Linked DNA regions of Homo sapiens: all the other regions are linked to region 1. Evidence: chromatin loops called from intact Hi-C (ENCODE). Cell type or tissue: PC-3. All regions are shown on one strand. Region 1 has its middle 530 kb from the start of HACE1. Region 2 overlaps LOC105377918 (a long non-coding RNA gene). Region 3 has its middle 630 kb from the start of HACE1. Region 4 has its middle 1.1 Mb from the start of HACE1. Region 5 has its middle 860 kb from the start of HACE1.

Evidence for each region. A loop is a pair of places that touch in the nucleus more often than their neighbours do. Peaks named below come from ENCODE experiments on the same cell type or tissue, not always from the same donor. Only the 100,000 strongest peaks of a DNase experiment are listed, where the experiment ranks them.
Region 2: a loop joins it to region 1, with 15 times the contacts of the local background. A loop is called at or near these places in 7 of 110 quality-filtered maps.
Region 3: it touches region 1 in a loop (3-fold over the local background); 4 of 110 quality-filtered maps call a loop at or near these places.
Region 4: it touches region 1 in a loop (4-fold over the local background); 8 of 110 quality-filtered maps call a loop at or near these places.
Region 5: it touches region 1 in a loop (8-fold over the local background); 8 of 110 quality-filtered maps call a loop at or near these places.

Annotation. Positions count from the first base shown.
Region 1 is chr6:104,323,865-104,328,864 of GRCh38, forward strand. No RefSeq gene overlaps it. Among named protein-coding and RNA genes, the nearest start is that of HACE1, 530 kb to the right of the region's middle. In PC-3, CTCF peaks have their summits at 1,934 (motif pointing left) and 2,134; DNase peaks (open chromatin) are centred at 1,867, 2,557 and 2,717; H3K4me3 peaks cover 466 bases; H3K27ac peaks cover 569 bases.
Region 2 is chr6:104,480,832-104,485,831 of GRCh38, forward strand. The region is part of intron 4 of LOC105377918 (a long non-coding RNA gene); the gene reads right to left. Among named protein-coding and RNA genes, the nearest start is that of HACE1, 380 kb to the right of the region's middle. In PC-3, a CTCF peak has its summit at 2,597 (motif pointing left); no DNase peak of the experiment used is centred here.
Region 3 is chr6:104,226,210-104,231,209 of GRCh38, forward strand. No RefSeq gene overlaps it. Among named protein-coding and RNA genes, the nearest start is that of HACE1, 630 kb to the right of the region's middle. In PC-3, no CTCF peak of the experiment used is centred here; a DNase peak (open chromatin) is centred at 3,102; H3K27ac peaks cover 905 bases.
Region 4 is chr6:103,795,596-103,800,595 of GRCh38, forward strand. No RefSeq gene overlaps it. Among named protein-coding and RNA genes, the nearest start is that of HACE1, 1.1 Mb to the right of the region's middle. RefSeq lists enhancers at 1,989-2,490, 4,061-4,230. In PC-3, a CTCF peak has its summit at 2,348 (motif pointing left); no DNase peak of the experiment used is centred here.
Region 5 is chr6:104,002,132-104,007,131 of GRCh38, forward strand. No RefSeq gene overlaps it. Among named protein-coding and RNA genes, the nearest start is that of HACE1, 860 kb to the right of the region's middle. In PC-3, a CTCF peak has its summit at 2,178 (motif pointing left); no DNase peak of the experiment used is centred here.

The sequences.
Region 1 (5,000 bases):
GGTATACTTGAGGGTAAAGAACGGGAGGAGGGAGAGGATCAGAAAAAATAACTATTGAATACTAAGCTTAGTGCCCAGGTGATGAAATAATTTGTACACCAAACCCCTGTGACACAGTTTATCTATATAACAAACCTGCTCATATACCCCTAAACCTCAGAGTTTAGAAAAAAGAAATCAAGGCTTTAAATACTTCTGTCCTAATTTAGCTCTTACCTACATAGTTTTAAATTAAACAGGAAAAAGGTATAATATACATTTACTTTTCACAAATTGATATCAAATACATCTTTCGAATCTCATATGGTGCTTTCTAGACCATAGATCAGGAAACCTAATCTCAGTTGGGTTAAGTGACTTATTCAAGGTCTCACACAGCTAGTAGCTGGAGGATCCTGGATCTATCCTAGTGTATCTTAGCTATCGTCCGTAACTTATGCTTTTTCTCACCCTCCCCCCTGCCACCCCAAAGTGTGCTGCATCAACACTGGTTTGCCAACTATTCTTCAGATACATTAAGACAGACAAATCAAACACCCTGCCTATACATACATACACTGTCTTCTGGATTTTCTAACTGATGAGCCAGTAGCTGAAACTGACATACAGATCTTACAGTGTAGATATCTGTATTACGCAATGAAGGACAGAGGTAGAGAGAAGTGGGGAAAACAAAAAAAGCATCAGAGAGACCTGTATTCCTGACATCACAAACCTCAAGTCCTCAGGTGGAGGTTATAAAGGCAGGACCCAAATGCCTGTCAGCTGCAACACATACAGCAACCCAACTGTGCAGGCTGGAAAACAGCAGTGTCACAGTAGACACTGCAGTGAGAGGCAGCCCAGTAGAGCACACTGCACCAGACCAGCGGCTCTCAGCAGGTCTCTGAGTAGCATGGAATATCATCCTACGCCAATGAAAGATCATGGACATTGGCTTTGTGGTTGTAGTGAGGGGATGCCATACTAGGAGGCAGATAACAGTTTATGCGACAAGGAAAGCAGTGAGAACCGCATGATTTTCAGTGGATGCCAGCACGGAGGACTGGCCATGCTCCTGGCCCAAATATATGAATGTCCATGTCAGAGACACCACATGCACAAATACCAGAACCAGATATCCTCCCTGCCATCCAGAGGCTGTTTCTACATCCAGAACTAATTCCAGGGAGAAAGAAGGGAGACGAAATTCTGAATTAATATGCGGATAATGAACATGTTTCTTTTTGGCCATCAGGCAAAATAGAGGTACAAAATAGAGAATACAGTTGTTATAAATGAATAAAGTTTCAGCAGGTACCTTTGAGTACATGACCTGAAGCTTTATAACGTCTACACAAGATGAGTAGTAGTAGTTAATTTCTTTTTAGAAAAAAAAGAAGAGGGCATTTGTCCTCTGAATTTTAAATTAAAGATATTCCATTTCAAATATAAAGAATAAAAATTCTTGCTTCTTAAAGCAGCAATAATCCTTTAAGATCATTTTGCAAAATGCACTATTTCCATATCCCTTAACCAAAATCATAATTTCTTGTTTGAGGAGACATCTAGGTTTCTAACCAACTTTCTTCTATTTACCAGGTTTTAGGACATACCTCATTTCAGACTTGTAAGGCATGTGAAACTTTGTTTCGCAATGTTTCCAAAAAGAAGATCAATATCCTGATGTTGGGATGTGAGAACAGAGAGAGAGATTTGCCACTCCAATATTGCAACATGCCTCCCCCAGCCTTACAAAATAATATGTTTTAAAACTCCATAAGTGGAGATGGTGGGTTGGAAAAATATAACTCATCCATAGATAATATAATACAAAATATGACAGCGAAGCATAAGTCACGGTTCTTTACTTTTTCCTGCCAAAGTAAACTTTATAGATATTTTTATCAAAACAAAAATTGGAGTCAACCCGTGATTGCCATCTTGTGGAGAAGTCCAGCACTACCGTGTCAAAATATGTCCCTGAGGTATTGAAAAACGCCTCTGGAGATTCTTCAGGCACTCCTTCCATTATTTAATAATCTTTGCCGCAAATAAGCTCTGCCTTATAGCTGACCTAAATCCCTCGGGTTATCTCCTGTAGATAAGGGGAGAGCTGCCACCATTTATTGAGCTGTAATGCTTTGCATACTCAGTCAAGTTATCAAACCATGCCGGTGACTTTACTTCTCCAGGTTAAAAAGTTTCATATTATCTGACATTTCCACCTTACTACTGTGTTCCAGCTCTTGAGTTTCCAAACTGTTTAAAACTTGCTCTGCCTGTGTTTTATTTTTTTGGTCACAACTCTGTCTACTCCACTTTGTGAGGCATTTGACTCATTTCTGTGTTATTTGGGGAACACCCCTGAGACCTTCTGCGGGGGCAGTACTGGGTCTGAGGGTTTGGCAGCTTCGATCATCCCTGAAGGCATGCAGAGAGTCCTGTGGGGAGCCCTTACACCTTACACTCCAGCACCTCTGGGCAGTTGCCAAGGGAACCAAATCACGACATGGACATTCCAGAATTACACACATGCAATTAAATCTACCGAATAAGTTCACCAAACAAATATATAATGAAATAATTTTTAAAATTCCAAAACATTGGGCAACTTCCCTTTTTTTTGATCACTCCATTCTGTAATCTTGACTTTGCATTTTAGGAAAGAGTTGTGAAAGATGCTCTTTCTCCCTAACCCACATCCTCTACCACTGGTCATTCAGCAAATCCTATCAGCTCTACTTTCAAAATGAGTCAACTATGACCATTTCTCACCACTCTGACTACCCAGATCGAAGTTCAAGCCAACACCATCTCCTGTTTGGATTTTTGCAGTAGCCTTCTAGCTGATGTCCCTGGTTCTACTCATGCCTCCTGCAGTCTATTCTCAATACACAAGCTGGAGTGACCCTGCTGAGGCACAAGGCAAATCCTATTACTCCCTCCCTTGCTTAAAACCCTCCCACAGCTCCTGTCACTCAGAATAAATGCAACAGCCTTTGCTACGACTGATAAGGCCTTCAGAAAATTGACTCCCATTCTCTCTCTACCTCATCTCCTACACTCTTTCCCAAAGTCACTCTGCCCTCACCATACTGGCCTCCCTGCTGCTCCTCTCACACATCAAACAAACCTGCTCCGGCCTCAGGGCCTTTGCTCTTACTGCTCTCTCTGCATGGAAAAGCCTTTCCCACAATATCCTCATGACTTGCTCCTGCATGGTCTTCAGGTCCTTTCTCAAAAGTAATCTTCTCAGTAAGGCCTTCCTGGAAATCCTACCTAAAATACCATTTCTTCTCTCGTTTAATACCTTGTTTGCTGTATTTTTACTCCTTAGCATTTACATTCTACTAGCAAATATTTTGCTTCTTTTTCCTGTTTATTGTTCTTACAGTTTTTTATTGCTACCATAACAAATTACCACAAACTTAGCTGCTGAAAACAACACAAATCTATCAACTCACAGTTCTGTAGGTCAGAAGTCCAGCGGTCTTTGTTGCTTCTTTTGCTCCAATTCTCAGAAGGCTGAAAGCAAAGTGTCAGGCTGCAGGGCTTTTATCAAGAGTCTCTAGGAAGAATCCACATCCAAACTCATTTCAGTTGTTGGCCAAATTCAGTTCCATGTGATTATAAGACTCAGGCCTCCATCTCCTTTTTGCTTGTCAGTCAAAGTCTTTCTCAACTTCTAAAGGCTGCCTATATTCCTTGGCTCATGGCCGCCTTCAAAGCCATCAAGGGAAAGTCTAGCCTTTCTCAGGCTTTGAATCTCTTTGACTTCCCCTTTTGCCTCATCTCTCCTGCTTTCCTCTTCTGCTGCATCTCTTTGACTCCAGCTGAAGAAATTTCTCTGATTCTCAGGGCTCAAGTGGTTAGATTGGGCCCACCTGGGTAATTCAGGCCCCTCCCTCTATTTTGAAGTTCTTAAGCTTAACTACATCTGCAAAGTCCCTTCACAGCAGTACATAGATTCGTGTCTGATTGAATAGCCAGGAGATAGGAATCTTGGGTACCATTTTTAGAATTCTGCATTGTCAAACTAACTCCCATGTTGTAAGACTACCACAGTAGAATATAAATCCCATGAGGGTGGAAATATTTCAGTTTTGTGCAGTGCTATATCTCCAGCACCTAAAAATAGTGCCTGGGACAAAGTAGACAGAAAACAAATAAATGTTGGATGAATGCATCTAATCCAAGCTTTCTTAATATGAAGATGTGAACTCCGCAAAGTGATGTATAAAATATAAGTAGTGTGCAGACATGAGCACATTGTTTCCAATTCTTAAAATGACAATATCCCCCAGTTTTCCCAAGATAAATCTTGTTTGTGTCTGTTCTCTCAGTGTAATTATTCACCGGACCCCACTTAACCTCTCAAAGTGTCCAGGTTTGTAAGACAAATTACATAATTTTCCTAGATTCTCAAAGGTGTCCATTGTCCAACAAAAGTTTAAATTCTTCTGACCTCATCAAGCTTTTATGCAGGAATGTATTTGAACTTATACAAACAGATTTCTTTATTTTTTCATAAAATATACATCTTCTCCCTTGTAAACATATTTGAAGGACTTTTACAACTAAGACAAAACTCCAAGAAGTACATCCTGACCCTCAAAAGCAACCAATTTACCATCTAACCAAAATTTCACACCACCTCAAATCATAAGAAAAGGCAGTGGATATGAAACAAATATGCAGCACTGAGAATTTGGCCACACTATCTGAGATGTGATACTGTGTCCCATCTGTTCAATGAGATAACAGAGCATCTAGTATATCCTAAAATGTCTTAGAAAAACATGCACTAGGGAATTCTCAGTTTAGAAGATATTTGTAATAATAAGGCCTCAATCGTTTTTTCAAGCCTTGAATATTTAATATGGATGACAAGAAAAATACAGAATATTTTATAACTATGGTTTAAAGTACACACGGAAAATTCCTCAGTTGTCCACAAACCATTCCTTTATTTGTAATACAGTTAAATATTATGGAAGATTAACTTGATTGGGATATCC
Region 2 (5,000 bases), 160 kb after region 1:
CTGCACCTCTGTCTCCCACCACCATCTTGTTCAACAGCAAGTTGTTAAAACAATTGCATTGATACACAGTTGGAATATTTTAGGTGAGTGAAATAAAAGTATGAAAGGGATAAGTAAGAGGGTAAAGTTTTAAAAATAATGTAATTTAAGCTATGGATCATGTAATTTTCTCAGGCTAGAGAAGAAAATAAAAACAATAGAGGCCAATGACAAAGAAAAATTGAAGAATCAAGGTCCTGGGAGTTTAATGAGGTTTGAAAAGAGACAGAGAGAAGGAACAGAAGTCAGATGGTTTAATGGAAGTTTAGGTTCAAAGAAGAAGATACTAAAGTTGAAGACAGAGGTGCAGCATTTCTAGGCAATGACAATGTCCTCTCGTTTAGTACATGGCATGTCAAGTCTCTCGCTCTTGGTCTAACAAGAAAAGAAGATGTAACACCTCATTGACTCAGATATATCACCTGTTAAACTTCCATCATCCAGAACACAGCCAGCATCAAGAAGGTGAGCAAAAAATGCCTATGAGCAGCAGTGAAAATAGGTGAGAACGTATGCACCAAACTCATGCTGTTTACCTGAATGCTCTTGAAGGAGTAAAACAGAAAAGGTGTTTGGTGCTTTAAAGGAGATAAATTTCAGTTATTTGCAATAGTCACTTCTAGGGAACACTGTGAATCTCCGTGAGACCAAATTCACAGATCTACAGAAAAACAGACTTCAAGATAATGTTATTGGACATTTCTATCATATGGGCACTGAACCAGGTCCTAATATGTTTTATTTCTTGTAATTCTTACAACAGCACCATGGGATCGGTGCTATTGTTTTCCCAATTTAACAGGTGAGAAACTGAAGATTTAAAGGGGTTAGTTTGCTTGAAAATGGTATAGTCTGGATTCAAATCAATTTCCCTAATTCTTGAAGCCATTTCTTTAACTTCCAAGATAAAGAAGCTCTTGTGCATTTCTCTGTTAATGTTTTTTACCCCAAACATATTAATAAGGTTGGTATATACAAATTCAGCCTAAATAGTCACTCAGTAGTAACTGTATGTGCAAAATGACAAAAAAAAAACCTGACATTTTTTTAAGTTGCAAACTTTCTATTTTATATTTCTTCAGGAAAACTGCATTAATAAATGATATATCATAATCATTGGTGATATTAAAAAGGTATTAGATCAACAGGGCTGTTTCCTTGGCAAGATAAGATTAATTCCTTGATGTATTGATTCAATAGTCGATCTCAGCCAAAGATGCAGAATTAAAAAGAGTGTAGAAATGATTGTTTTGTTTCGTTTTGTTTTGTTTGAGACAGAGTCTCACTCTGTCGCCCAGGCTGGAGTGCAGTGATGTGATCCTGGCTCACTGCAACATCCACCTCCCAGATTCAAGTGATTCTCATGCCTCAGCCTCCCAAATAGCTGGGACTACAGGCACACGCCACCATGCCCAGCTACTTTTGGTATTTTTAGTAGAGATGAGCTTTCGCCATGTTGGTCAGGCTGGTCTCAAATTCCTGACCTCAGGTGATCCACCCACCTCAGCCTCCCAAAGTGCTGGGATTACAAGCATGAGCCACTACACCCAGCCTGAGAGGATCTTTACTGTCTCTTTTGGAAAACAGCATACCCAGACTTTTATAAAAAATGAAATGGAAAGAAAATCACAATTCATTATAGTCTAATTTTTTATATTCCTTTATATTAATTAAAAGATTAAGAACTATGAATGATCTGGGTTCAAAGAGACAGCTATTTGTCATTGTTAATGGTATATCAACGTTCTATTTACCAGAATAGCATTTACATCCTTTTCTCCTTCACAAAACTAGAAAGTCCTATAAGATGCAGAGCCACAGAAACTCCTGTGCAGAAACTAGGTGTTATTCAGTATCTTCCCCAAAGTTCTTCTAGTTCACCTCATTTTTATATTGCCACATTTCTAATAATTTAGTCCTGGCTTTTGCAATGAACAGTCTAAATTTGTCAAGCTATAGCATAGAGTAGTTTTCAACTATGGAGAAACATCAATGAACCAAGAAAACTCATTTCATGTGTATTCCAAGTGTCACCACGGAATACTAGATGGGTTACTGGATTGTTAGCTTAGAGAGAGAGAGAGAGAATGGGTGTCACACTGCCAAAATCCAAAATTCCTTTTGCAGAAGCTGCTTGATGTGGTAAAAACCTCAGCTAAAATAAAAGTTCCATTCCCTAATACTAAAACAATCTCTCATTTCAGTAATGTCAGTAATTAATAATCAAATGAACTGTTGGGGACCGTTTGAGTATAGCAAAAAGAAAGGTGATTGTCTCCAATTCAAACTGGTTATTTTGGTATTAAGTGCACATGACCATCAGTAATACATAGGATTTTATATTTGATTTTCATTTAAAAGGCATTTCAGAGATGTTGGGGAGGGGCACATGTGCAGATGTTATACATATTTTAATAGATGATCATGGTACTATTTAAGACTAATTTTCTAAGCCTCAGATTTAATCTTACCATTTTTAAGGAAATTATAATGACCGATGAAATCTCAAAACCATAAAGCAATTTACTGGTTTGTCTATAGGAAGCTGTCTTAGAGCAACACCTAGTGGTTCCTTTGACCCTTCAGATAAACATTTAGGATTAGGAAGGAGCAGTTTTAAAAAGTCTTCCTTTTAAGAAATTTTAAATAAGACACAGATTGTTAGGATAATGTGTGCTCTCTGCTTTCTCATGCTTCTTTAAAGTTGTGTTTAATTTCCATTTTGTACAAGTTTCACCAAAACACTCATCTCTATTAATTTAGTGATTCTATTATGAGGTTAAAAAGGGTCGATGGCCAAAGAAGGTTGGTTATTTTGCATGAAGACATTATTCTATAACCAAAAATGATTCCATGAAAAGCTAGTGGTAAAGAGAGTCTAACTATAAATCTTAAATAACATATGTAACTACAACAGAAAGATTAAGTTTTTTTAATTCAATAGAAACCACAAGTTTAATTTGAATCAAAATACTATTATATGAAGGTCTTTCTTTGAAAATTACTGGGCTTGTTTTATATACTTTGCAGGAAGATTCGAGAAGAAATCTCACAATGATGTGAAAATGTCTTACTCCTCAGAATGTGGTGGTGGGTTTTAAATTCTTTTTTGTCAGGTATTATATTGAAATTTCTTCACCTCTTCCAATAAAGTAATCATAAGTGGGGAAATTCTACTCTAGTCATTTGCGGTGTCTGCGGAGGTCTGCAAGATCACAATCTTCAAATCGATTCGAGAAATGTTGACATTTATACCATTCCCTGGTCGTGTTATAATCATTGTCACCAGCACAAATTCGTGAGGTTTTTATTTTATGTTCCTGTCAAAATCTGTCACAAAAAATGAGACTGAAAATGTTTAATGTTTTATTTGCTCTCTGAGAGATGATAATAACCCCAGCTTCTCTGACCTCCTTGGTGTTTCAAAATTTAGTGGCTGGTTAGTTTTCACTCCTTTTGCAGCCTCGGCAGCCTCTAAAGAAGCCAAATCATCAACCAATCAAAATGCAGAGGACAAAAATGGTTCAGAGCCTTCTCTCCTGCTTGGTACCTGTGTGACATTTCTGTTCTCTCCACAGGCAGGAGGGTTGTTAGGCACATTTAAACCTTTCCTAATGACACCTTTACTATAATGGAGAGCAAGCAACAATAGCACCTCTATCAAACACATCAAAATGTTCAATGGGCTTCATAATCAAAATATCTGATGTTAAAACCAGCAAACGCAGTTTCAAATTGTATGTATGTCACTAAATTCACTACAGTGCCTTACAATGTGTGGCCCAGACAAAGATATCTTCTGTCTCCCTTCCTTTCTCACATAATTGTTTTGTTAAATTATTGCTTACTGAAAATGTTATTGTTCCTTGCTGATGTCCCTTCCTGGCAGGGTTGGCAGAACCAAGGAGGCTGTGCCACTCCCTGCCGTGCTCACAGACGAATGAGATGGCTGACAGGACAGCAATGGGCCTCAAAGGCTGGACCAGAGCCCCAGTCACCCTGTTCCCAGGACCCTGCAGGCACAGATGCTCACCTGAGACCACACCAGTCCCTTTCAATGACTTCACTGAGACACCATGATGACAAAGTAATGCTGCTTCCCATTGTGAAACCTGCAACCTGGAGCAGGCATCGTGGGGGTGCTGGAGCCCTGCCCAGGACTCTATTTATTCTGATTAAATAGGTTTTGCAAAATGGAAAATAAATAAATAAAATGTCAATGCCAGATTCATGGATTTAGCATTTGGACAGATAGGGTAACTGTGTGGACTACTACACAGCAGCTTTATTTTCATGTCGGCTGCTGGAAGGCCCTAACGTCATTGTTAAGGAATCTTTATTGGAAAATGTTATGCCTACCAACATTACCCTGTTCTCTTTAAATACCGAAAAGAGTTTCTTTACCATTCTTCCACCCAGGACTGAATGCCAAACCCCTTCGCTGCCTATCTCATTACAGATTCAGTGGCATCCTTTTAACACTGCCATAGGTCAATTTTCAGGCTAAAAACAGGTGAGTCTATTCTGCGTAGTCCATCAAAAAGTCAACTGAAAACAGTTTCAGGAAGCATAAGAAAAAATTCAATTTTTTCCACTAATTCTTTTGTTATGTACAATAAACTGTTATTTTGACTACATAAAGACAAAAATCAAGACTTTTTTCACAGGTGATTACACTACCAGTGTCATTGATCCTGCTGCTGCCTGTTTACCTCTCCAAGGTGCATTCATTTGCTCTTATTCCAATATATTTTTGGATAAAATTACTGTGACTCAGATATGAAACCATTTTTATTGTAATGTAAATCTAAAGGATAAGCAATGTGAGTTTTCATCCTATTTGCCATAGCCTAGAAATAGACATTTTACCCTAGCATTTTCTTTTATACATAACTCGGCATAGGATACGTAAGTTTAAAAAATAAGATATAAATACAACTGCAATGTCAATTTCCTTATTC
Region 3 (5,000 bases), 98 kb before region 1:
TGTAATGTAGTTTTTGTTATTAATGCTACTGTTTTATTGTGGAAAATAAATTGTTAAACTAAAGTTCCCTAATCATCTTTAAAAAGAAAACAGAGAAGGGCTCTCAGCAGTAGTTTTGGCTTGATATTGAGCTTTTATCATATTTTCATCTATTTCCCAAAGGCTATAATTAAGTTCAATTATAATCTATTTTTGGAAGCCTGTCACTCTCATATTTTTAATCTCCTTTAAATCTGAGGTAGCCTGAGCAAAGAGTTAGACCAATTATTAAGTGATTGTGACTAATATTTAGGTTCCCTTGTGGTATTAAATACCAAGCTCTGAAAAAGAAAGTAGCCTCAGATATTTCATCTTGATAGTTCCAAATTTCTGGCATTATATAGTTACAACCACAGAAATGACCTTTCATAGTAAATCCAAACTTACCCTTTATTTTCCTCAAAGCAGTTTTGGCCTGAATAGTCCAGATAAAAGCTTCAACATTTTAACTTCATATTGCCTCTCCACACACTGACACTAATTTAGGAACTGTCTTCTCTATATTCCGTGCCTGAAATTCACTTCATTGATGGAAAGTTGCACATGAAAAACATTTCACTCCTGTCTAAACAAAATCATGAACTTGGAATAAACGAACAGTTTAGTCGTTTAGGTTTTAAATATTTGAAAGCTTATAACTACCTCTCAAAGCAGTAAAGCTATTTAAATCTCTAAATATAGTAATGAGTAATAAACACACACAGTTTGATACTTAATAACCCATATGTACTCTCATTTAAAGTGATTGCATCATAATGAGTTTTGCCTCATAGCAGGGGAAACTTGTCTAAATATATGTCATTGGTATTTCAGATTAAAGTTAGTTTTGCATGAGAATGCCATTGGAGACTGAAAACTATGGATACATTTTACCATGGAAAATATTATCATTATTAAATAATCTTCAATCAGTTTGAACTGTAGAGAGTAGGTCAAAAGGACGCACTACTTTTGCCTATTATTTGCCTGTTTGAAGGCTGCCTAGGCAATCTGCCCAGAGCCCTGCAGCCTAAGAGCCCAAGCTAATTTTGAAAAGCCTAACAAAGCTTTCAGACTCTCAATTCATGTGAGTACAGAAGAGTACAGGTTTTAGCAGACAATTCTGCTCTGATTTTGTACAATTTTACATACTCAGAAAAATAAGCTCTTTTACAGGCTAAGCTGTGTTCTTTTGGAGGGGAAAGTACGCATTTTTTCCAAAGTGTACCTAATAAACAGCTTCATGGGGAAAGAGGTCATCCCTTGACCACCAGTTAACAGATGAACTCTGAGGGTGAGAGTTTCAACCCTACCCACTTTGAAGGAAGCTCAGCTTTCCTTCTGCAAGGCATGTAAAAGGGAAGCCTCTGCTTAAAGCAGGTCAATGGCTTCTGCTTCCCCTTCCTGCCTCTCTTTAAGCCTCTCTGATACAGGCATATATGTCCCCGCCTGTGTGTGCTGGAGAATGACCTTCCCCACTTCACTCCCAGCAGAAAGGCACACGATGTTCTAGTGCTGCCTATGTAACAGTGAGTTTGATGTAATTGAATGGAAAAACTGAGCTATTTCAGCTAAGAAAGATACTTGATGATTTTACATATGAAGGATCAAGACCTCTCATGCTTCTTTTCACAGAGCAACCACTGTCAATTCAAGCTCTTCTGGAAAGTTCCTCTTCTTGACAAAAGGACCATTAGAGATTGTTACTGAGCATCCCTTTTGTGACAGACATTCTACAAACACCCATGGGGGATGAAAGGAGAGATAACACAGGGTCCTGGCTTTCAAGAAGATTATAACCTAAAAGACACATTTCCACAAATAGCTATAAGAAAATGGACACAAGAGAAAGTGAAACCTGCTTTTCACCAAAGTTGATGGAATATTTGAACTTCACCTAAGAGAGTCTTTCATCTTCTGGTCTTAAAATTCTCCAGTGGGAATATTAAAAATATGATTTTAAGTTAAAATGACAAAATAATATTCCAAATTAGCTACGCATACTTAGAACAGATTTGAGGCTGCATTCTATTTGTGTATGTCCTCTTTAGAGGACATTTTCATAAAAGGTTGTCATTGTTCTCCTCAATTCAGCTGGTTGTTACAGCACACTTTTTGTCACTGATTAACTGACACAGAACAGATGCTGTCCAGGCACTTGTCAGTGAATATAACACTGGCCCACTGCAGCAAAACCAACTAAAACTTGGTGGAGATAAATAAAAAGAATATCTTGGGGAATGTGCATTAAACTCATAACTCTAAGTAATAGGGCCCTCTCCCCTTCCATTCCTTATAGGAAATAGAGTTGAGCCATGGAAACCAAGACCAGAAATACAATTGATATGGTTTTGCTATGTTCCGACCCAAATCTCATCTTGAATTGTAGCTTCTGTAATTCCCATGTGTCATGGGAGGGAGCTGGTGGGAGGTAATTGAAACATGGGGTGGGTCTTTCCTGTGCTGTTCTCATGATAGTGAATAAGTCTCATGAGATCTGATGGTTTTATAAACGGGCATTCCCCTGCACAAGCTCTTTTGCCTGCTGCCATTTAAGATGTGCCTTTGCTTCTCCTTTGCCTTTTGCCATGATTGTGAGGCCTCCCCAGGCATGTGGAACTGAGAGTCCATTAAACCTCTTACTTTTATAAATTACCCAGTCTCAGGTATGCCTTTATTAGCAGCATGAGAACAGACTAATACAACAATCAGGCCTCATAAATGGGCTCAAATCTGTGGCTTATCTGTATTTTTCTCTGCATACCTGATTCATGGCTCCCTCTATCTGCAGACCAGCTTCTGCTACTTTGGTTCATAGGGGGGCTAAAGATGCATAGTCTTGACTATACATGACTTTCCTTTATAAGTTCAACCTCCAAAAAAGAGGTTATCACCTCTCTCTCTCTCGTTCTCAATTCCGTAATACCAGGGAAATGGACTATGACTGCTTAAGAGGTGGCTAATTTGTTTCTTGCTGAACTAATAAATTATGGGCAAGGAACAGGATCTAGAGTAAACACCAGCTTAGTTTACCTTGGATCAGATTCCCATCCCTGATCCAACAAAGAGGTCAGGACTATGCTTTGCAAAATTGCTTCTATGAGTTCGCTATTATGTGAATCATGGGAAAGGTAAAGCAACCAAAACATGTATGGGGGAGTGGGAATTAGGATGACAGAACATTCAAGTCCACAATAGATATTCAGGACATACATTTCTATAGAAACTCTAAACTATAGTGTTTAATTGGGTAAATGCCTGCCTACTTGCTAACATCAGCAGTGACCACCCTGAGCAACAAGTCATGGTTGATGCCAGGAAAATCTTTAAGAGAAGCACCCTCAAGATAGTCACTGTGAAGGTGTTGTTGAGGACCTTGTTCGCTATCTCAAGCAAACATACAAGTAACATATTCCTGGTATCTCAGTATTGGGAACAAATGTGTTTTTGTTTTATGAATCCTGGAGTATGTGCAAAAACTCATTGCTCTCTTCACATTTTTACTTGGAAATCCAGAAGTGCTGAGTGTATATTTATATGCATCTTTTGTATTTTCCTCACATTTTGATCCACCTCACTTGTTTATATATATTGTTGCCTATGATCCCTCACTTATTTTAAATATTCTTTTCTTGTGAATTTATGTACATTTTAAGCTATTTCTTCTATCTTATTTAATTAGGTATAGCCTGAAATTTTTGCAAGTTTAGAAAAACTTATTCAGGTTCATGTCTATATCTCAGATAAAACAATTTCTAAAGTGGCCAAGCCATATTATCTTATTAATATAAAAATGCAGGCTGGGTACAGTGGTTCACACCTGTAATCTCAATACTTTTGAAGGCTGAGGCAAGAGAATTACTTGAGTCCAGGGGTTTGAGACCAACCTGGGCAGCACAGTAAGACCGCATCTGTATAAAAATAAAAATAAAAAAAAGCTGGGTATGGTGGCATGTGTCTATATTCACAGCTACCTCAAAGGCTGAGGCAGAAGGATCACTTGAGTCTGGGAAGCCAAGGCTGCAGTGAGCTGTGACTGTGCCACTGCATTCCAACCTGGGTGACAGAGCAAGACCTTGCCTCAAAAATAATAATAATAAAATAATAAAATAAAATAATTGCAAAAATTTTCCCAGGGCTTGCTTAGCAAGTTTCAGGTTATTTTCTGGGTTTTCAGTCCTAATTAGAATTCCTTCTTTTTCTCTGTATTTTCTCATGCTCTGTATGAGCATGCTGTTGTAATTACTGCTTCCTGGTCCCATAAGGCTTCTTCAGGTTTCCTTCCAAAAGTAAATATTAAAAAAAATTCTCACACAGAACTTTCAAAACATACCCAAAAGATACAAAATGAAGAGTAATGCTGTATTTCAAGCAGCTTTCATGTGTCAAGAAAAGAATACCTGCTGGTGTCTTATTCCATAAGGAGCCAGGCAGATACGTGACCCTCCTCTGAAGCACGAACTCTATATAAACTCTCTCAGAATCTCTCTTACCCTACTAACCCCATACCAACTTATTTCTGAAACGCATGTCATTTAGGTTAATTTTATGTGTCAACTTGACTGGACCAGGGTATGACCAGATGTCTGGTTAAACATTATTTCTGAGTGTGTCTGTGAGGGTGTTTCTGGATGAAATCAGCATTTGAGTCAGTGGACTCAGTGAAGTAGACTGTCCTTTCCAGTGTGGTAGTGCATTGTCCAATTCAGTGAGAAGAGAACAAAAGGTGGAGGATTTTGGTCTTTTTTTTCCTTCTTGCCTGCCTTCTTGAGATGGGAAGTTAGTCTTCTCCTGCCCTTAGACTGGGGCTTATACCATAGACTCCCCTAATTCTCAGGCCTTTGGACTTAGACTGGAATTTCACCACTAACTGTCCTAGATCTCCAGCTTACAGATGACAGATTGTAGAACTCCTCAGCCCCCATAATCATATGAGCCATTCCTCATAATAAATCTATCTACCTACCTACCTGTCTTCCTAC
Region 4 (5,000 bases), 530 kb before region 1:
AAAAAAAAAAAAAAAAAGAAAAAAAAACCCTATGGGAGGTAATGGGTAATGTTAATTAGCTTGATCATCGTAATTTTACAAGGTATACATATTTGAAATCATGTTGTACACTTTGAATATATACAATTTTATGTTTCAATTATGCCTCAATAAAGCTGGAAAAAGAATAATTTTAGTCATCTCAGTCACTGAAAATTGACTTTCTTTAATAATCTTAAATCATTACAATAATTATTCAAAACTTACATAGAGAAAATTAATAAACACTTGTAGGTTGTATTAGTCCATTTTCACACTGCTATAAAGAACTGCCCAAGACTGGGTAATTTATAAAGGAAAGAGGTTTAATTGACTCATAACTCACCATGGCTGGGGAGGCCACAGGAAACTTAGAATCATGGCAGAAGGCAAAGGGGAAGCAAGGTGGGAGAGAGTGAAGGGGGAAGAGCTCCTTATACAACCATCAGATCTCGTGAGAACTCACTTACTATCAAGAGAACAGCATGGGTGAAACAGCCCCTGTGAATCAATTACCCCCACCTAGTCTCTCCCTTGATATGTGGGGATTATAGGGATTTTGGAGATTACAATTCAAGATGAGATTTGGGTGGGGACGCAAAGACTAACCATATCATGAGTATACATCTGGGTGGAGATTTTGACTTCCCCTTCGTAACAGGTTTGTGAAGCAGAAAGAGCCGTGGACTTGAAGCCACAACAAATTTGGTTTTCAGTCCTGGTCTGACTCCACCACTTGCCTGCCAGCATGAACTTGACCAAATTCATTTTGATCTTATCTGATCTAATATATGAGGTGCCATGTTTTTAATGCTTTTTTAACCTGGTGTCCATAAAGACAACAGACTAACAGACTGGCAGATGACTACTGGCATAGCAAAGGAGAAAAATAATGCCATCCCACTGACCTGAGCCCTGTCTTCTGCAGGTTTTCCCCCATCCTATCCACAACCTGGGAAAATTCTCCCAATCAAATCTTAAAAATAACTTCAACAACAGACAAGATGGCAATGGTAATTGTTGGTGTTGTGTGTAGCGGGGAGGAGGTTAAGGTAGAATTTAGGTGATCAATATTTCAGAATATAGCATTTTAGGATGATGATATGAGAATGGATTTCTTTAGTCCTATTTTAAGGTGGCTCCTATACGTTACATGCTGACAGAAATAACATATGGGTATTAGAAAAAAAAACACATGTTACATAAGATATATGCTAGAAATATTTGTATTTTTGTAGCTGAGTCTTTGAGAGCAGGAATCCCAGAAGATATTTTACTGTAAAACATTAGCTTTCAATAGATTGGACTTGGACTATTATCAAGGTTTAATTGTATTTTACTAAATATTACTGTAAGCATTTTAATTAATATTATAATTGCAATTACTATGAATTTTCTACATTCTTTATATTAGGTGTATTTGTGAATTAACTCTTTCACCTTTTTACTCGTGATTTTAATAAATAATATTTCAAAAGAATGTGCAATTGAAAGAATGAAAGTTAGTACCCAGTAACAACAGAGATTTGGGGACTGAAACTTATTCCTACTATCTTAGAACTTAGAATTAAAAAAAAAACTTGTTAAATAAGAAGACAAGAGCAACGTATTTTGAGAAAGTCATTAAGTTTGGTTTATTTTGTTTAACAAATACAATGTATGTTCTCTTTAGGCACATTTTAGAGATCCCTATATTGTTTCTGACTTTTAAAAGCTAATTGAAATGCCAAAGATTTGAGCATGAAGCATTAATTTCATTTGACCTTTTAAGAAAAAATTATTCTTGTTTATTTTTCAGAAAATGAATTAGTCTTCTCTACCAATCATGTTAGAATGAGCCAGGTGGCAGATTATTTAATATCTTGCCTTTCACCTCTGGAGACTAGGGTTTAAATGTGGCTTAAGAAAACACCCAGAAGTGATTTGTGTACATCTCAAAACCCTTACAACTGGGCTTAAGCAGCAATCACTTGCAGCTGTAGAGATGCTCGTTCAAAAAAGCATCAGAAATGTCATAGGACCAAATCAGGGGATTTCAATAAAGGTATAAAGGCCACTCAGACAATCCATGTGGGATAAAGCTTATCAAAATAATGAACCTAAACGTCTGGAACTTTCCTAGTCAATGAAAAATAGCAAAGGAGCTTCCTCGGCTTTTTTATTTTTTTATTTTTTTTCTAAAAAAAAAAAAAAACAAGGAGAAACAAAGAAAAATGAGTAGTCTCAAGTAGATCAGATTAAGTGGTAAAAGCATCCCTAAAGATATGCAAATTACATTGGTAAGTGAAAAAAAATAATAGTAAAAAGTATAGCTTACTAGTGCCCTCTAGTGTACCTTCTCTTCTGCTTTTTGTGGAATGTGTGTGTGTTTTTTGTTTTTTGGTTTTTGGTTTTTTTTGTAATGTTTTCTAGAGTGTAAGCAGGGGTTCTAACATAAATAAGTTTTAGAACAAGTGAAAACTAAAAAAAAAAGCTGTAAATTACTTAAAAATTAAATATTAACATTATTGGAAAAGATAAAAACAGCCAAACTAATAATATTATTACGTGTATTTGCGTCAATAAACTAACATCATTGTCAAATTAAAGAAAGACTGAAAGACAGAAAAATGATACCATTTCCCCCTCCTCATGGATAGGCAAAACAGCCTTTTCCCTGAAAAATGTTTTGCTTCCCAGTAACTCTGTTTTGCATCCTAATTGTACCATGTGCCAACAAAACAGATTGTTTGCTAATTGATATCATAAAGCAAGACAGCCCAGTGAAGGATGATAATTCTGACTACGGCTAGCAGCAGCTGATGTAGAGCTTGATAGAAATGCTGTCATTTTCAACACAAACTGCCTACAACTGACTTTTCACTGTAAATATAGAGATGTGACAGAAGCCTCACACACCCACCTTTATTTTAAAAAATGAACAGATAATTCTGCTACAATACTCTTGTTACCAGTTCTAGTTTAGCTTGTAGCATTTTAAAGAAACTAAGTTTAGGGATATCATTCAGTCTCTGTACACAGCACTGGGGGACAAGGTAAAACCTTTCATCTATAGTCTATAGTCAGATGTAGGCTCATGAATAACATGTTTGCTTATGGATTTCTAGAGGAGAATAAAATAGCCAGAGCATGAACTATCTATCTATTGAAAATTCACAAGATGTCAATAAATTAGAATATAAAAAGTATATTTTACTTCAAGTATTTATAAATTCAGCCACAGCATATGTGAATAATGAAAATTATTCTCATATTTCTATGCATCTTTCACAGCAAAAATACAATATTGCTTAATGGGACTTAGCCTGTCAGCACAAAGAGTCCTTAAATAAAGAATTTTTCTATGTGAAAACTGATATTTTTAGGCATTAATAAATGTCTAGGGTGAAATTCAATGTGATTCAGCACAGAGCAGCCTTTTGAATGTAGGTCCCTAAAGAACAATGGCTATGCAATGCAAATAATTTAGGCAATATAAAATGAGAAAATAAAGACATTTGGATAGAGAGGGAATGCTGACATGGGATGTGAAGGCTTTTAGTATAGTTCTCAAGGAGAAATGTTGAAGTAAAGGGGTGATGTACCACATGCCATAGTATACAGCAACCTTTGTTCAAAAGAGTAACTATTTGTGGTTTAAAAAACTGAATTATCTTTTCTAGATATGCACTTTATTATAATCTCTCCTCAACCTAACTCTTCATTTTATTTTTCTGCAGAGTGAAATCTGATGTAAAAATAGGTGCATTAGACTCAGAATGTTTATGGTAGAAGAAAACATCAGAGACCATGTAGTCACCCCACTCCCAGACTCCCATTACTTAACAAGTAAGGAAACTAAGGCACATAGAGGTGAAATCAAATGTGTTTAAAATCACACAGCAAGTCAGTAGCAGAGACAGAAGGAAAATAAATCTCTAATATTTTATCCATAGTTTTTCAAAGTAGCTATTTTTCGTGCAATAAAAAGTCCTTTAAAATGTCGTTAAAATGGCTTAATTTTCTACTTGTTTTTAGCTTTAGTTTCAACAATTTAGTTCTTAAAATGGGCAAAAGAAAAGGGCCAAGGGAACAAACTGCAGAGCGGATTGAAACCCCATCACAATTGATGGCAAATTGTTTTGCAGTCTAAAGTTAATCCTGAAGCAGTAGTTGATGGACTTTTAATTAAGAAACAAACATCTATACATTTGTGAGCCTGTCAATTTACACTTCTAACACTTCTGAGAACCATTAATTGACACAATCTAGGTGTTTGTGAGTAGCTCCACACTTCCATTTATTTTTCTATTTGCTAAAATTCTCTCCTTTTAACCTTAAATTTGTAAAGAAAAATCTGTGAAGATTGTAATTTTATTTATTTTCGCTAAATACAATCTAGCATTATTAATTCAAATGGCTTCTTCCATATATTATTTTAACACTTTACTCAAAGTTTTTGCCTAATCTTCAGACTGTCCTCATCGAATGTCTATCTGGGTCCTGAGGCTGCACGCTCAGATTTCTAAAGTAGGAAGCTGATTTTTTAGCAAACCAGCATATGTCATGGCATCACAGTTGGATCTTTGCCAGTACCAACAACAAACCCAGGAAATTGTTGATCACAGTGTGGCAAATAATACCATGATCACAATGTGGCAAATCACACTGTGGCAAATAATACCGTGACTAAAATCACAGTGTTCACATCTCCCTCTCCTCTCACTAAAGAGCACACTGAGCAGAAGAGAGAAAAAAATGTATGCAGAGTAAAAACAAAAAGGGAGGGAGATTTTGAGTTCCGAGTGTTCAACATCCAATTTCACTTTATGTCAAAGTTATAATCCATGTGACTTTGTTTTCCCTCTCCAGTGAGCATTAGTGCCATTGTGCCATATGCCACTGTTTGGAGCCATGTCTCCCTTAGTTATCCTTTAATTGGCTTGACCTATGGGAAGGATGGCTAGCAACCAAGCTAATTACATAAATCCACTCCAGGCTCT
Region 5 (5,000 bases), 320 kb before region 1:
GCCAAAAGAACAAAGCTGGAGGCATCACGCTACCTGACTTCAAACTATACTACAAGGCTACAGTAACCAAAACAGCATGGTACTGGTACCAAAACAGAGATATAGACAAATGGAACAGAACAGAGCCCTCAGAAATAATACCACACATCTACAACCATCTGATCTTTGACAAACCTGACAAAAACAAGAAATGGGGAAAGGATTCCCTATTTAACAAATGGTGCTGGGAAAACTGGCTAGCCATATGTAAAAAGCTGAAACTGGATCCCTTCCTGACACCTCATACAAAAATTAATTCGAGATGGATTAAAGACTTAAATTTTAGACCTAAAACCATAAAAACCCTAGAAGAAAACCTAGGCAATACCATTCAGGACATAGGCATGGGCAGGGACTTCATGTCTAAAACACCAAAAGGAATGGCAACAAAAGCCAAAATTGACAAATGGGATCTAATTAAACTAAAGAGCTTCTGCACAGCAAAAGAAACTACCATCAGAGTGAACAGGCAACCTACAGAAATGGGAGAAAATTTTTGCAATCTACTCATCTGACAAAGGGAGGATGTACAAAGATTCTGTACATCCAGAATCTACAAAGAACTCAAACAAATTTACAAGAAAAAAGCAAACAACCCCATCAACAAGTGGGTGAAGGATATGAACAGACACTTCTCAAAAGAAGACATTTATGCAGCCAAAAGACACATGAAAAAATGCTCATCATCACTGGCCATCAGAGAAATGCAAATCAAAACCACAATGAGATATCATCTCACACCAGTTAGAATGGCGATCATTAAAAAGTCAGGAAACAACAGGTGCTGGAGAGGATGTAGAGAAATAGGAACACTTTTACACTGTTGGTGGGACCGTAAACTAGTTCAACCATGTGGAAGACAGTGTGGCGATTCCTCAGGGATCTAGAACTAGCAATACCATTTCACCCAGCCATTCCATTACTGGGTATATACCCAAAGGATTATAAATCATGCTGCTATAAAGACATGCACACGTATGTCTATTGCAGCACTACTCACAATAGCAAAGACTTGGAACCAATACAAATGTCCAACAATGATAGACTGGCTTAAGAAAATGTGGCACATATACACCATGGAATACTATGCAGCCATAAAAAAGGATGAGTTCATGTCCTTTGTAGGGACATGGATGAAGCTGGAAACCATCATTCTCAGCAAACTATCACAAGGACAAAAAACCAAACACCGCATGTTCTCACTCATAGGTGGGAATTGAACAATGAGAACACTTGGACACAGGAAGGGGAACATCACACACCTGGGCCTATTGTGGGGTGGGGGGAGGGGGGAGGGATAGCATTGGGAGATATACCTAATGTAAATGATGAGTTAATGGGTGCAGCACACCAACATGGCACATGTATACATATGTAACAAACCTGCACATTGTGCACATGTACCCTAGAACTTAAAGTATAATAAATATATATATATATATATATATATATAAAAATTGTTATGTGATGCATGGCTGTATTTTTAAGCAGTGTGTTTAAATTTATATACACTGTTTTAAGCAAAAGTAGTGTTCTTAAGTTGGAAAATCATATGTTAAATATTAGCTTTTAGTACAATTTATTGTAATGGAAATTTTGACAGGTACTTCTGGTACTTAACCAAATAAGTGATAGTTCCTCTAGGCTACTGCTTACCAAAGGGGCATATACATTACAGTAAACAAAATCATGTGGAGTTCAGATGATCATTCTTAGAAACTTGATTGAATATAGTCTTGTCTTATCTTACTTCAATATTCAACTATTCAGTTCCCTAGGAGAATATCATGAAGTTTAGACCTTCTATGTATTTAAAATAATGCTGAGATATGCTAAATTATATTGCATTAATCCTTTAATAACTATTCCTTCAAAAAGGTGGAGGGAAAGTAGTCTGCTGCCTATTTGTATGGCTTAGTTTATATTTTAACAAACTATAGGTTGGTATGGTCCCCTTCATGAATATGCATATGTGGTACAAAGACATGATATTGACATAAATAATGTAATGATTCATTACTTCTTTTGAAAAATCATCATTCGATTTCTGAAATTAAGCCATTACCTGGTTCCTTCTGGCAGCTACTATTCTAGAGTCTTTCTCTCTCTCTCTCTTTATCACGCCACCACCAGGTGGCCTATATTTCTATGTTTCTTTTCTTCTTTGGGAAGAGGGGAGAAGGATTCTGAGGTTGGGTGCTATGTTACTCTCAGAAACCCTGAATGGTTACCCGCCTATTGGGACTCTACCTGCTTACCTTGTAGAAACTGGTCAATTCTTAAAGGTGAGTGATTTGTTGACCTGTTTGCTTAATTTCCCACATTTCCTTTGTAGTTTTCAGGCATCTGGTGTTTCTCAACTAAAATTAAATATTGTAAAATGTGGCACACAATTGTTAAAATACAAAATAATTTTCTTTCTTTTCTTCAAATATGATGTGAAAGTGGAGTCCTAGACCCTAGGATACCAAATCATTTTCAGTAAATGCTTCACTGTAGTGTATATTAACAGTTGGATATCGCATCCCATTCTGCCAACTTCTAGATGCTGAGGTAGGAAAAGAAGAGGTGCTGAGATTGTAGTGGAACACTCATCAGTGGGGTCAGGGCTCCTGCTGAGATGGCCACTGGGTCTCATGCTCTTGGGTACAGCTGGTGGCAAGTTCCTGTAATCAGAAGCCATCACTAGCAGAAAGACTCTACAGTCATTTTAATCAGTCTTTGGCAAAGCTGGCAGTAAATGTACTAAGTGGATACATTTTCCTGAAAATTGCCACTGTAGCTTTAGTGTTCTGCTTGAATTGAGGCAGCATGATATAATGCAGAATCAGAGAGGATAGAATCAAACATTCCACTGGTTCTCAGCCTACATTTATTCTATAAAATTATTCTGTTTCTTGATCCAGGGAACAGCACTGTAAATTATTCACAAGGTAGATATCCAGAAGGCATATACAGCATATCTGAAGTATTATTTAAATGCACCCTAGAATATTTATACAATAGTAAAGAGTTGAGAAATGAGATATTTTCTGTTTCATTTAAGCAAAATATGCAAGGTTAATTCTATTAAAATTTTAGGGCTTTTTTCAGCTATATGTATGTTATTTAAACTATCTAATGATTCTATAAGGCTTTAATAAAAAACAGCAGCCTCCTCTTCCTCGCTCCTCACCCTACTTCATAACAGCAAAGGTTTTCATCTCTTAGCTAGTGAGCTAGGTACAGGATTCAAGTATTTACCCCATAATTCTAAAGCAACATGTTTATTCTGCTACATCAAGATTTGTTTCCATTTCCTATATTTTCTATTGACTTTCTATTATGGAAGATGGAGATGTACTTCTCCTATGTTTCTGTTCTCACTCACTTCTCCTCCATCCATCTTTCAAAGTATAATTTTGATTAAACCAGCATTCAGTGTTTAAATTATTATTACTATTTTAACATAACTCAGAGATGAGCCATGATAAGTATTAGAATTACATTTCCTGTCTTGTCTGATGTTTTGTTCTTCCTGGGGTTCTTAATTACTTCAGTTTCCCCATTGCCTAGTTTTTTCATCTATCATTCATTTTCCTCCTTAAATGCAAATCTTTTTTCAACTCATTAAAAAACGAGTAATCTCTCAGCTTTTTTCAGTATGGAAACTTGTTCCTTGCTCTACTAAAAACTTATAAAATATACAAAAGATAATAGGAATAACTTTGTGAATACCCATGTACCCACCCACTCTTCAGTTTAAGAAATAAAGTATTACATGAAACGTGGAAGTCTTCATGTTCCTTTCTCTAATATACCCCCATCCACCCATATAACCTTTATCCAAAATTTAGTGGTCATTATTCCTATCTATTGTTTCTCACTTGTTCCATGTATAGAAAACACTAAAGCAAAATATATTACAGTTTGGAATATTTTAAAATATTTTAGAAATATTACTACTGTATACTATACAAATTATTTATTCTTCCTATTTTTTCACTTGACATTTCCATGTTTACAGGATTCGTTTATGTTGACACATGTAATTGTAAGTTACTGACTTCCACTGCTTAACCACTATGTTGAAAATGCATGACTAGTGATAGTAAACATGAAGCCATTTCACTTTGTCTTTTAATGTCACTTGAAATCCTCTGTGCGGTTTATTACTTCCAAGACCAGAAAGAGAAAAATTCTTAAAGATCCTATGATTAAATGGGTACTCTGAGAACTTTAAGACACAGAAACAGTCTCACTTCAGTTTAAAAGATATAGTCATGTACGATTACAAATGTCCAAATTTGATTTAAAATCTAGGTTTCTTCTCTCTTTCAGCTTGCCTTTATATAAAAAAGAAGCTTGCAGCCACCTAGAAAAAAGGATCTGGTACTTTTTAAGCTGTTGATTGTCCCTCTCTCTACTCTGTATCTTTCAAACATAAGGGAAAGTCCAAGAGTTTGCAAAGCTGCTCACCCCAACATATTTGAACAATCCAACCACAGCCAGTAACTTCAACTTTTAGACTTTATATGACCACAGTAATTCCTATTTGTTTGAGCTGCCATTAAATGACATTGTTGGTTGTTACTTGCAACCAAGTATACTTCAAATGATGTGATATACTTTTTAATATTATTAGAGCAATTTATCTGCATCTGTTGTTATAATCATATGGGTTTTTTATTTTTTCTATTTTAATCTGTTACCATGGTGAATTACCTTAAAGGTTTTCTATTGAGAAAATATTTTTGCATTTCTGTGATAAATCTAACTTGTGTATGTACATATGTATCTACATACATAGGTATGTGTATGTTCATATCTATCCATATATATATATATTCTGGCCTCTTACATGATTCCTTCTAAAACTCTTCCTTCTAAACTTAGATATGTACTCAATATTCTCATTTCATCTCATCCTTCATAATTTCCACTTTTTTAAAACTCTATGATTTAAATTCTAATAATTGTGC